2 separate regions of the Homo sapiens genome follow, and region 1 is linked to region 2. The links are chromatin loops, found by intact Hi-C in ENCODE. Cell type or tissue: endothelial cell of umbilical vein. All regions are shown on one strand. Links, peaks and the distances in the headings refer to the core of each region. The heading gives the core; the rest is flanking DNA. Region 1 overlaps SHOC1 (shortage in chiasmata 1). Region 2 has its middle 26 kb from the start of MIR4668.

Region 1 (5,000 bases), core at 1-5,000, 200 kb before region 2:
GAATATATCTCAGGCTTCAACATTTTTTTTTAACTATTCAGGTAATTCCAACATACAGCCAAGGCTGAGAACCACTATTTAGAAGTAAATTTGACTTCTTAATTGATACATGTTCATTCCATTATAAAATCTTTTTAATTTGACAATTGTAGACAATGTATATTACACAAATTTTACAAAAATGTGCCTCACTACTTTTACTAAAATATTATTGAAAGCCAGTATTACAACCTCATTTAAACATATTGTATCTTCTAGTTTCTCTTGACAAAAGTTCACTTTATCCATACAAAAATCTTCTTTCACAAAAGCTTCCAAAGTTTCTTGAAGAGAGAAACATTCCCTTAAAAAAAAATACATTAATTAGTGTTTACTAAAAGCAAGTTACATACTAAATGTAGCCAACCAAAACACATAATCATTAAAATTAAAGTTGAGGTAAAACGATGATAAAAGTTATTGGCCGGGTGCAGTGGCTCACGCCTGTAATCCCAGCACTTTGGGAGGCCGAGGCGGGTGGATCACCTGAGGTCAGGAGTTCAAGACCAGCCTGGCCAACATGGTGAAACCATGTCTCTACTAAAAATACAAAAATTAGCTGGGCACAGTGGCGCACGCCTGTAGTCTCAGCAAGGCTGAGGCAGGAGAATCGCATGTGCCCAGGAGGCGGAGGTTGCAGTGAGCCGAGATTGCGCCATTGTACTCCAGCCTGGGCGACAGAGCAAGACTCATCTCAAAACAAAACAAAAAAAAACATTGTTGATAACATCTAAGCTTGTGATCATACTAAAACATTTTCACCTCTTAAAAATATTTACAGCATTGGTCAATTAAGTAAGTACCTGGAAAAATTAGCTTCTGTGAAGATCTGTCCTTTGAAATCTAAAAGAGGATCCTTTACCAAAAACAGTTTTAGTCTACTCAAGAGAGTAGGCAAAGTTGGTAGGTGTTTTCTACTACTTACAAAAAGTATTCCTTTATCATCAATAAATAAATCTGAAAAGAAATAAGAAATATAAAGGAATAAGAAAAAAACAAAAAGTTATCCAAAGAGATCTAGATAGTTAATGTAATCAGTCATTAGATACAGCTGGGTTTTTCAATCACATTTTAAACTCTGTAGCTCTTCATTGTACTGTGCATATAGAGCATGTAGCATAGTTCTGGAACAAAGGCAAAAGTACAATAAATTTTAGTATTATCTAGGACACCGAGGAATAGCCAAATATCCCAAAAGAGCTGTAACGGCTAATACTTTATCAATAAAGATTAATCAATGGAGGAAAATATCTTATGGACTTACACTTCAAAATAGCCAGGCGTAGCCTAAGCAAAATTTTAAAGAAATAGAAGTATTTGACTTCTGCTGACCTTGGTCTTCTCTGCATCATTTTACCTCTTAATATCTCCAATTCATCCCCCAGAGTCTCTGACATGTAGGGAATGGAGATGGTCTACAGTGCCTACAAATGAGACTGATTCTATTATTCTTAAGTTATTCACATGGTTGCTATAAAATTATTTACAGTGAAAGTTTTAAGCAAAGAATCTACTTGAGGAGTATGATATAGCTTATGTATTAAGAAACACTACTGCTAACAGTTAATTTCTGGAATAAATTTCTCCTCTCGGTCTCCACCCTGCCTTGTCTGGGTTTCTTTAGAATCTTGGCTAGCTGTCTAACAGCTTTAACAGTTTCTAAGTCACAGGAAGGAACATAAACTTGCCCCCAATTCTTCAATAAGTTTTTGAGTAGAAAGAGAAAAAGAAAAATATAAGCTCAGATGAAGAACTACTCAAAAAGCCAAGTTCCCAAAAAAGAAAGCCATCCTGAAGGGAGAGCAATGGTTTCTCATCCTGGGTATTGACTTTTCGGTTAAGTGACGCTGAATGGCATAAGAAAAGAATAGTACGGAGTTTTCAGGTAGTAATGTCTCCCACGGTTAACTACATAATTGGTATGCAGGCAGCAAGGGAACATCCCTTTGCTTGGTGCTAACTTGATATGCCTTAAGAGAACTTGTGGTATGAACTAGCTTCCTAAAAGAGATTTATCTGAACTTAAGTTCCTGACAATCTCATGGCCAAAAGCTTCCCATGACACACCAAAGGAAGTTAGTCAATCAATTCCATGTCTAAGGAGGGCTTATCTGAGACAGTTAAATATGGTTTACTGGTATAATCCATTCTGTAAGTATTAATGAAATCACATTAATAGTAAAAACCCAAACAGCATTAATTTATATCCTATATCCACCTTCTGCTTCTAAACAGATCCTCCAGCCATCTTCCCTATCTACAGCCTCATTCTGGATATTTCTGGAACTAAATGGCTGACATCTGAAGTCAGTTATATGGTCTTGTTTTCCATCCACCCTTTTTTGATGAAACCACTTGAGGGCAGCATCACACCACAACTAATATTCTTTGTAATTCTACCAAGGTTGTTTATAGCAAGAGTGCCACTTCCTTACTTTCTTTGAGTTATACAGCATGCCCTGGAGTTCTTATTTTACTACAGCTAATACATGTACTATACAGATATAAGGAGACTGTTTTCTTCTATTGTAGAGGAATATTAAATTGTCACCAGGAAACAAAATTTTGGCTAGTTAACTATGAAAAGAAGCAGAAAAAGGTCTACTAATATGAAAGAAGAGAGGTTTATTCTTTACAAAGGACACTTTTGTCTCCCTAGAAAATTCAAGATAATGAAATGAAAACAAAAGAGTTCACTAAGTTATCTGATAAAAATTATACAATTAATGTTTTTTTTTAATATATAAAAACTTGGTCATAAAAATTAATGGAAAAAACATAAAAATACCAATTTGTGAACTATCAAGGACTAAACATAAAAATATTCAGAAAGTATATGCAGGAAATGATAGAACTTTATTGAAGATCATTTTTTTAAAAATTTGAAAAAAAGGCAAGATAAAAAACACTTTCCTAGCTAGAAAGACTAACTATGGTAAAATTTTAAAGGATCCCATTACCATTTCAAGAGGTCTGTTTTAGAACTTGGAAAAGTGATTACAAAGTAAATCTGGAAGAATATAGTTATGAGAGTAGAAAAAAGTAATAAAATAGGAGATTATTTATATATTATAATTATACATTTAATAGTTAAAATTATATGATACTGACACAATAATAGGCAAAATAGATCATAATAGAAAATCCAGAAATGAATTCTAATGTGGTTAAGGATTTAATATATAATGTGAGTGGCATTTCTAATCAGTGGGAAAGAAAGGACTATTTCATAAATGATATTGGGGCAATTATCAAAAACACTTGGAAAAAGATTTTTATTCCTACTTTTAAACATACATCAAAATCTAAAATAAAACTAGGCACCTTCAGCTGGGCCTGGTGGCTCATGCCTGTAATCCCAGCACTTTGGGAGGCTGAAGTGGGCAGATCACTGGATGTCAGAAGTTCGAGACCAGCCTGGCCTACATGGCGAAACCCCCTCTCTACTAAAAATACAAAAATTAGCCGGGCTTGGTGGTGGGGACCTGTAATCCCAGCTACTCGGGAGGCTGAGGCAGGAGAATCACTTGAACCTGGGAGGTGGAGGTTGCAGTTAGCTGAGATCACACCACTGCACTCCAGCCTGGGCCACAGAGCAAGACTCCATCTTAGAACAAAAAACAAACAAACAAACAAACCTCATGCACCTTCAAGAAAATACAAACAAGTATTTATCTAATTAAGAAAGAATTTTCTAAGTATAAAAGGAATGAAAGAAACCATAAAAGAAAACAATTGGCAGAATTGGTTAGGTTCAAGTTAAATATATTTGGAGTTAATACCTTTACATATAAAGATAAAATATATGTCAAAATATAAACAAAAGAGAAAATCATTTCACAAAACAAAAAGATGCAGATGGCCAATAAAGACCAGTAATTCTATTAATTTACTTTTTTATGCCCAGCTTGTCAATAACAGAGATCACCAGTAATTTTAAAGATGTAAGTAAAAATATAATTTTTTTGCCCATCACATTGGTTTAAATGTATTACCACAACATCAGCAGTAATATATTCAATGATGATAATACTGGCATAAACAGGGCATTCTCATACCATACTAGTGGACATATAGCTAAAAAAGCACTTATACTAAATAGATCAATTTCTAGGAATTCATGCCAAGGAAATAATTGGAAATAAGAATACATATTTATATACATATTTGAAATTAAAAACATTAGTGGTCTCAAATTTGGAAATGTGTGATATGTACATAAGATTAAAAACTGCAGTCATTAAAAGCCATGCTTTTGTCTAGCACGGTGGCTCACACCTGTAATCCCAGCACTTTGGAAGGCTGAGGTGGGAGGATTGCTTGAGCCTAGAAGTTTGAGACCAGCCTGGACAACATAGGGACATCTTGTCTCTACAAAAAAATTAAAAATTAGTCAGGCATGGTGGCACAGCTATGGTCTCAGCTACTTAGGAGGCTAAGACAGGAGGATCACTTGAGCCCGGGGGTTTCAAGGCTGCAGTGAGCTGTGATTGCACCACTATACTCCAGCCTGAGAAACAGAGTCTCAATTTAAAAAAAAAGAAAGAAAGAAAAAGAAAAAGACACGCTTTTGTGGAAAAATCAAGCATAAAATAAAATATTCCCAAGATCATGTTAATATTTAAAAATAATATCATGTATATATAGTATGATCACAATAGTAAAACAATTTATCTTTGAATTATAGAATTATGAGTTTTTAGTAAAGGGACATTCTATATATTTAAGATGTAGATATCTTAACCTATGTAGAAAAACATAAAATTCAATCCTCATTCATGATTAAAAGCTGTTATCAAACTAGGAACAGAAGGAATCTTCCTCAACCCACTAAAGGAAATGCTTCTAATATTTCACCATTGAAAATGACATACACATGAAATGTTAGAAGCATTTTCTTTACCATCAGAAATAAGATAGCAACCATCATGCTTCTACCGAACAAAGTTCTAGCGGTTTTA
Region 2 (7,076 bases), core at 826-5,825:
CCCGACTAATTTATGTATTTTTAGTAGAAACGGGTTTTGACCATGTTGGTCAGGCTGGTCTCGAACTCCTGACCTCAGGTGATCCACCTGCCTTGGCCTCCCAAAGTGCTGGGATTACAAGTGTGAACCACTGTGCCCAGCCTTTATTTCTATTATTCTGACATTGTCATATATAATGAAATAATTATACAACTCACCATAATATGGACTCAGTGGGATCCCTGAGCTTGTTTTCCTACGACTAGACGGTCCCATCTGGGGGTGATGGGAAAGAGTGGCAGATCATCAGGCATTAGATTCCCATGAGGAGCTCAACTTAGATCTCTCCCACGCGCAGTTCACAATAGGGTTTGCGCTCCTATGAGAATCTAATGCTGCCGCTGAGCTGACAGAAGGCAGAGCTCAGGTGGTAATGTGAGTGATGGAGCAGGGCTGTAAATGCAGATGGAGCTTTGTTTGCTCACCTGCTGCTCACCTCCTCCTGTGCTGCCCAGCTCCTAACAGGCCACAGACGGGTACTGGTTGGGGATCCCTGCTGTGTAATCTTCCCATTATCAAACTATGTTCTAGGCCCGGGGGATGGGGGAGGATAGTTGTTGAGCTGCATAAAGGTTCATTAGAGACCTGGCTGTATGGCCAGCACTCTGCCTTATACGTGTACCTTCATAAACCATCAATGTTCAAAGCAATCTGGATAAACCTCTCTGTACCTTACAACCCAAAGATCCTAACAGATTAGCTTTTCCTCTGGCAATTGCACTCTGCACAAACTGTGTAAATTAGTACTAAAACTTTTGATCCACTAGTTTTTATCTCCCAGTTGTAAGACCTGAGGTCTTTTTGATTAGCCCAGAATTCACTGTGGTCATTTCTCCCATCCCAAATAATCAGTGTTGCAGCGTTAGAAGCCTCACTGTTTACCCTAACAACTCCCTCCACTTTTTTCCCCCCGGCCCTCCTAGAAAGGACTCCTTGGGCAGTAGGTACATCCATGTCTAGTGTCTGTCTTGAGATCTGAGAATGTCATGAGCGGTCAAGATGACTGAGCACCTACAACACAACTCTCTGCTCACAGGAAGTAAAGCACCTGGGTAGAAAATAGGTGTGTTGATGGGTGGAGATAAGTCAAATGGAGAGAAAACAAGAACATACCTGATTAGCTGGGAACTATAACCTCTAGTTACACTCTGATTGCCCCAACCTACTTCTACTCTACTTCCTCACCCTCCTCACCCCTTTTCTTTTCTTTCCTTCTTTCTTTTTTTCTTTTCTTTTTTTTTTTTTTTTTTTTTTTTTTTTTTTTGAGATGGAGTCTCTCGCTCTGTCACCCAGGCTGGATTACAGTTGTGCAATCTCAGCTTACTGCAACCTCTGCCTCCCAGGTTCAAGCAATTCTCCTGCCTCAGCCTACTGAGTAGCTGGGATTACAGGCTCATGCCACCATGCCTGGCTAATTTTTGTACTTTTAGTAGAGACGGGGTTTCCCCATATTGGTCAGGCTGGTCTCGAACTCGTGACCTCGTGATCCACCCACCTCAGCCTCCCAAAGTGCTGAGATTACAGGCATGAGCCACCGTGCCCAGCTCCTCACCCCTTTTCTGCTCTCTGCTACTCCTCTCCTCTCTCCTTCTCCCTGATCTCCTTGCTCTCTTCTACCCCCATTTTTCTTTTCTTTTCTTTGCTTTTTCTTTTGGAGAAAAATAAAAGAAGGCTTTTCGCTCTGTCACCCAGGCTGGAGTACAGTGGCACAATCTTAGCTCACCGCAACCTCTACCTCCCAGGTTCAAGCAATTCTCATGCCTCAGCCTCCCCAGTAGCTGGGATTACAGGCACCCACCACCATGCCCGACTAATATATGTATTTTTAGTAGAGACGGGGTTTTGCCATGTTTGCCAGACTGGTCTCGAACTCCTTACCTCGAGTGATCCGCCCACCTTGGCCTCCCAAAGTGCTGGGATTACAGGCATGAGCCACTGCTCCTGGCCTACCCCCATTTTTCTTCAGGACCCTGGGAGGTACAAGTAAACCACAAGGAAACATTGGCAGGACCCAATCCTCTCTTCCAAAAAGTCTCCAGTGACAAAAGGATGAATTTTTCACAGTTAGGCACAAACGTATTTTTTCACCTATAAAGTTGGCAAAGTTTGAAAGCCCATTTTATTTACAAAAGTGTGGGAAAGTGAGCACTCTCCTACATTTGCTGGTGGAAGCAGAAATTGGCACAAACTCTGTATGAAAATTATAAATACACATGCCCACTTTGGGAGGCCAAGGCGGGCAGATCACGAGGTCAGGAGATCGAGACCATCCCGGCTAACACGGTGAAACCCTGTCTCTACTAAAAATACAAAAAAAAACAAAAATTAGCCAGGCGTGGTGGCGGGCGCCTGTAGTCCCAGCTACTTGGGAGGCTGAGGCAGGAGAATGGCGTGAACCCGGGAGGCGGAGCTTGCAGTGAGCCGAGATCGTGCCACTGCACTCCAGCCTGGGTGACAGAGCCAGACTCTGTCTCAAAAAAAAAAAAAATAAATAAAAAATAAATAAATAAATACACATGCCTTTTGACCTAACAGTTCTACTTCTAGGAATTCATTCTACAGATGTACATGTAGCAAACTGAACTTTAATCTTTTTCTTTCAGGGAATATCCATTAAAGATGGCTCTAATGAGGAAGTAGCATTCTTTGGAATTCTCTGCAGCCCACGATATGAGATGTCTCCTGCTGTAGTCAATGACTGAGCACGGTGGCTCACGCCTGTAATCCAGCATTTTGGGAGGCCGAGGTGCGTGGATCACTTAAAGCCAGGAGTTCAAGACCAGCCTGGCCAACAGGGTGAAACCCTGTCTCTACTAAAAATATAAAAATTAGCTGGATGTGGTGGCATATGCCTGTAATCCCAGCTACCTGGGAGGCTGAGTCAGGAAAATCACTTGAACCTGGTAGGTAGAGGTTGCAGTGAGCTGAGATTGTGCCACTGCACTCCAGCCTGAGCAACAGAGTGAGACTCAGTCTTAACAAAAAAAAAAAAAAGGAAGGAAGGAAGAAAAAGAAAGAAAGAAAGAGAGAAAGGAAGGAAGGAAGGAAAGAAGAAAAGAAAGGAAGAAAGGAAGAAAAAAGAAAGAAAGAAAGAAAGAAGAAAGAAAGAAAGAAAGAAAGAAAAGAAAGAAAGAAAGAAAGAAAGAAAATGATGTAGGTAGGTGATATCTCCCCAGTCAAACCTTCCCCTGATTTCTCCAATAAAACGACACAAATACCACCTCACTATATCCCTTACAGATTGCAGTTGAAGAACTCAAGCTATTCACCAACTGTTCTGCTTTCTGATGAATGAGTATGAGAGGATTATGACTGTGTAATATGAGATATTGGGCAAGAAGTGATTAAAAAGCAGTATCTCAAGTTACTCTTGCTGCAGAAGCATGTAACACTGTTGCCCAGGAAATACCAGAGCATTGTGCACATGGAGGAGTCATTTTCAGTTCCGATCTCAAGCAGGAAGGAACTCCTCCAGACAGAGGGGCTTTAAACCTCCTTTTCTTGGCCACCACATATATGAATACAGTCACTAGAGGAGAAAAATCCCAGCAGATTACATGCTCACAGCCCTCGGGTTGGAGATTCAGAGCATTCAGCCTCACTCAGCTATTCTCAGACTCAGCATCCAAACACTGCAGCTTCAGCTTGTGCAGAAAGATGATGCTGAGTAATAAGATCCTATAGAAACAGGCAGACATCCCAGTGCAGGGCATCCTGTGTGAGACCAGGAGACATGGGCTGCCCACAAACAATTAGACCCAACCTGCCCCACTGGTTTAGGGTAATCACTGGCATCATCTGAAGAGGAGCAGGAGTTGGAGATCAGAACCCACTGTGGGTTTTTTGTTTTTTTTTTTTGCTTTTTGAGACAGAATGTCACTCTTGTCGCTCAGGCTGGAGTGCAGTGTCACAATCTTGGCTCACTGTAACCTCTGCTTCCTGGGTTCAAGTGATTCTCCCACCTCAGCCTTCTAAGTAACTGGGATTACAGGCTCCTGCCATCATGCCAGGCTAATTTTTGTATTTTTAGTAGAAACGGGGTTTCACCATGTTGGCCAGGCTGGTCTCCAACTCCTTACCTCAGGTGATCCGCCCGCCTCAGCCTCCCAAAGTGCTGGGATTACAGACGTAAGCCACTGCTCCCGGCCTCACTGTGGGTTTTTTTTAACTAGTGTGTAGTACAGCCCTTTTTCAGTCACTTTCAGCATTTCATTATGATGTCTTTACAAAGTTTTGAGGTTGGTGAATTCCAAGACAATGTTAGAATCTTCTAGAAAAATAAAGATAAGTACCGCCTTTTACCAATTTCTTACCATTGTTTGTGCCACACATTACAACAGCTCTTCATTTAAGGTGGGGGAGGATACGATATTGAGTTGAAACATCATGGCAGTTTCTGTTTTATGTTGGACAAGCCTTCTGTGCATTGTCTTGTCTGTAGTGCCAATTTTTATGGTTCGATGGTGTATTTACAGACATGACAATAATGGTGGTGGTGGGATGGAACAGAATAATGTTGGGTTCTGGAGTGCCTGGATAGCAGGGAAATAATTCAGACAGAAAAATAGCAAGGCCAAAAATAAATTGTGCACTTGAGAGGCTGAAAGAGAATGAGATATGAATCCCTGACTGTAATTGTAGTTGTGTTCACTGTGAGGACAGGTGTTTGCCCTCTGATAATAAGTAGACTTTAATCCTAGGTGTGAGTGCTAGCCACTGTCAACAGGGGTGGCTCCAGATAAATCCAAAGTAATTGCCCAAGACACAACATCAGCCCACAACCAAATTCTCACACTGGAGAGTTACATGACTGGTGGATACAGCTCATTAGGTAATAGTCAAGGCACTGGTTCTTCCCAGTCAACAAACATCCTCTAAATGCTTCAGGAGCCAGCAAGGCAAGCTGTTCCAGCCATGGAGAGGTGTGGCTCTGGTGTGCGGTGACACACTGTGAACACCCAAGCTATGCAGTGCTGATTAGTTGGGTAATGGATGAATGAGTCAAAGATCACGCTTCCCAGTTTGTCAGCTGCTTGGTAGCTCCCAGGGACTGGCTCCAGTCTGTCACTGGCTCCATGCAAGCAAGCAATCCTGGGGCTGATTGTGAGCCACAGAGTCACTGTCAAGACCGGAGTTTCAGTGTAGTAGGTGGAGAGGAAGGATAAAGAACCATCTGACTCGCAACCTTCAGTCTAGAGAGGAGGATTCGGTCAGAGGCTACGTTTTCCTGAGCATCTTCCTTTTCTTCAGGGCATTGTGAATATGTGATGACAGCCCAAGGCAAGAAGCAAAGCAAGAGTCTGATCCCATGCACTAGGTATCCCAAGGCTAGAGGGGGAGGTCTTCAGCCTGAGTCATCAGCTCAGGCAATGTATGAAGTCTTGCCTATAAGACATGACCACCACTGTTGAGACTTGTCACATTGCCAATCAAAAGTTCTGGGATGGGGGGTTGGCAGGTGGCGAGCTTTCCTTCCAATCCCCAGTGTTCCAGGAAGAACAAAGGAATCATATACTCTCAGCTTTAAATCCTGGCTAAATTTCTCAATAATTGAATGACTACAGACAAAGAATTAATATGTGAGTCTCAATTTCTTATCTGTAAATATAATATCCACATTGTAGGGCTGTTCTGAATATTACATTAAATTAGATACATAAAGCTCCCAACACAGTAGCTAGTACAAGTAGAAGCTCCATAAATGACAATTTCTATCTCTGGGACTAGTGAATCTCAGAGTTAGAAAAATGTAAAAAGTCATCCAAGAAAACCTTCCTTCAATTAGCCGGGCATGGTGGCACGTGTCTGTAGTCCCAGCTACTCAGGAGGCTGAGGCAAGAGAATGGCTTGAACCTGGGAGACAGAGGTTGCAGTGAGCCAAGATTGCGTCACTGCACTCCAGCCTGTGCGACAGAGTGAGACTCTGTCTCAAAAAAAACAAACAAACAAGCAAACAAAAAAAACAAACAAAAAAAAAAAAATACAAACCCCAAACCAAACCAAACAAAAAACCCTCCTTCAGAATTTCTGTTGTCAGAATTTCCTATGCCACCTCTAAGACATGGGCCATTCAGCCTCTGTTTTGAATCCATCGAAGGCAAGAGGGATCTTCTTCAGCAGTTCTGAGGGTCTTGCCGAAATTGAGCTGAAACATAATTCTCAGGGGCTTCTACTATTTGAAATAGTGATACCTTGCCATATGCAGGACAAGTGCTTTCAGTTGTACAGACTGCACATTGCTCAGCTGTGGGCGTCTGCTGCTTTTCACGTAGACTACTGTGTAAACAGTGTCCCTGGAGTTGGGCAGTGTGATGGCCCTATCAATGTGATAATCATTCAAATATTTGGGGTCAACCTCACACTCATTTGAGTCTTCTCCAATGAAAACACTCATAATTCCTCTGTCAAGCCTCATCTGGCAAGTTTTGGTTTTCCATCACTCTAGTGACTCTTCTTTGAATGCTCAACTGTGTGACACCTGGATCTGGGCACAATGCATTAATCATCTTCTGGCCAGTTTGGAATAGTGAGATTCACTTTTCACACCTCATGCTGCTATGTTCTCCTACCTCCACCCCACCCTGCATTTTATAATTTGCTTTGTTACTTTAGTTCTCATTTAATCCAAGAACAGGACTTTACATTGGCAAAGATTACTCAAGACTCACAGGACCAAGGGCAGAGTTTTTTTTTTTTTTTTCCAGTCTTAGAAAATTCCCTCCAACTTGACATTGATTCTTTTTTCTTTATTTCTTTTCTTTTCTTTTTGTTTGTTTGTTTTTAAAATTTTCATTGCGCTAGCATGCAGCTAAGATGTCTCTATCTTGACCCCAATTTTATTACGGGAGACTCTGTTTAGTTTTTTGGTCAAGTTATTTATTTCTTCAGCCAACATTCATTGAGCACCTGCTGTGTCTTGGCACTGTACCAGATACTTGCCGTAGATGCCGTGTTGTGGCGGTAAGTGTTTTAACAGCTGACTACCCAGAAGAAAAAAAAACCCTAGTTTGTTTGTAATGTTTGCTGATTTCCATGGC

Evidence for each region. Peaks named below come from ENCODE experiments on the same cell type or tissue, not always from the same donor. Only the 100,000 strongest peaks of a DNase experiment are listed, where the experiment ranks them.
Region 1: a loop joins it to region 2, with 8 times the contacts of the local background. A loop is called at or near these places in 2 of 110 quality-filtered maps.

What each region holds. Positions count from the first base shown.
Region 1 is chr9:111,757,853-111,762,852 of GRCh38, forward strand. It overlaps SHOC1 (shortage in chiasmata 1), which reads right to left. Exons shown (of 28, transcript NM_001378211.1): 6 at 843-996; 7 at 232-343. Among named protein-coding and RNA genes, the nearest start is that of SHOC1, 35 kb to the right of the region's middle. In endothelial cell of umbilical vein, for the core only: a CTCF peak has its summit at 2,391 (motif pointing right); a DNase peak (open chromatin) is centred at 2,419; H3K27ac peaks cover 1,260 bases.
Region 2 is chr9:111,954,797-111,961,872 of GRCh38, forward strand. No RefSeq gene overlaps it. Among named protein-coding and RNA genes, the nearest start is that of MIR4668, 26 kb to the left of the region's middle. RefSeq lists an enhancer at 1,585-1,654. In endothelial cell of umbilical vein, for the core only: no CTCF peak of the experiment used is centred there; DNase peaks (open chromatin) are centred at 3,475, 5,045 and 5,415; H3K27ac peaks cover 3,228 bases.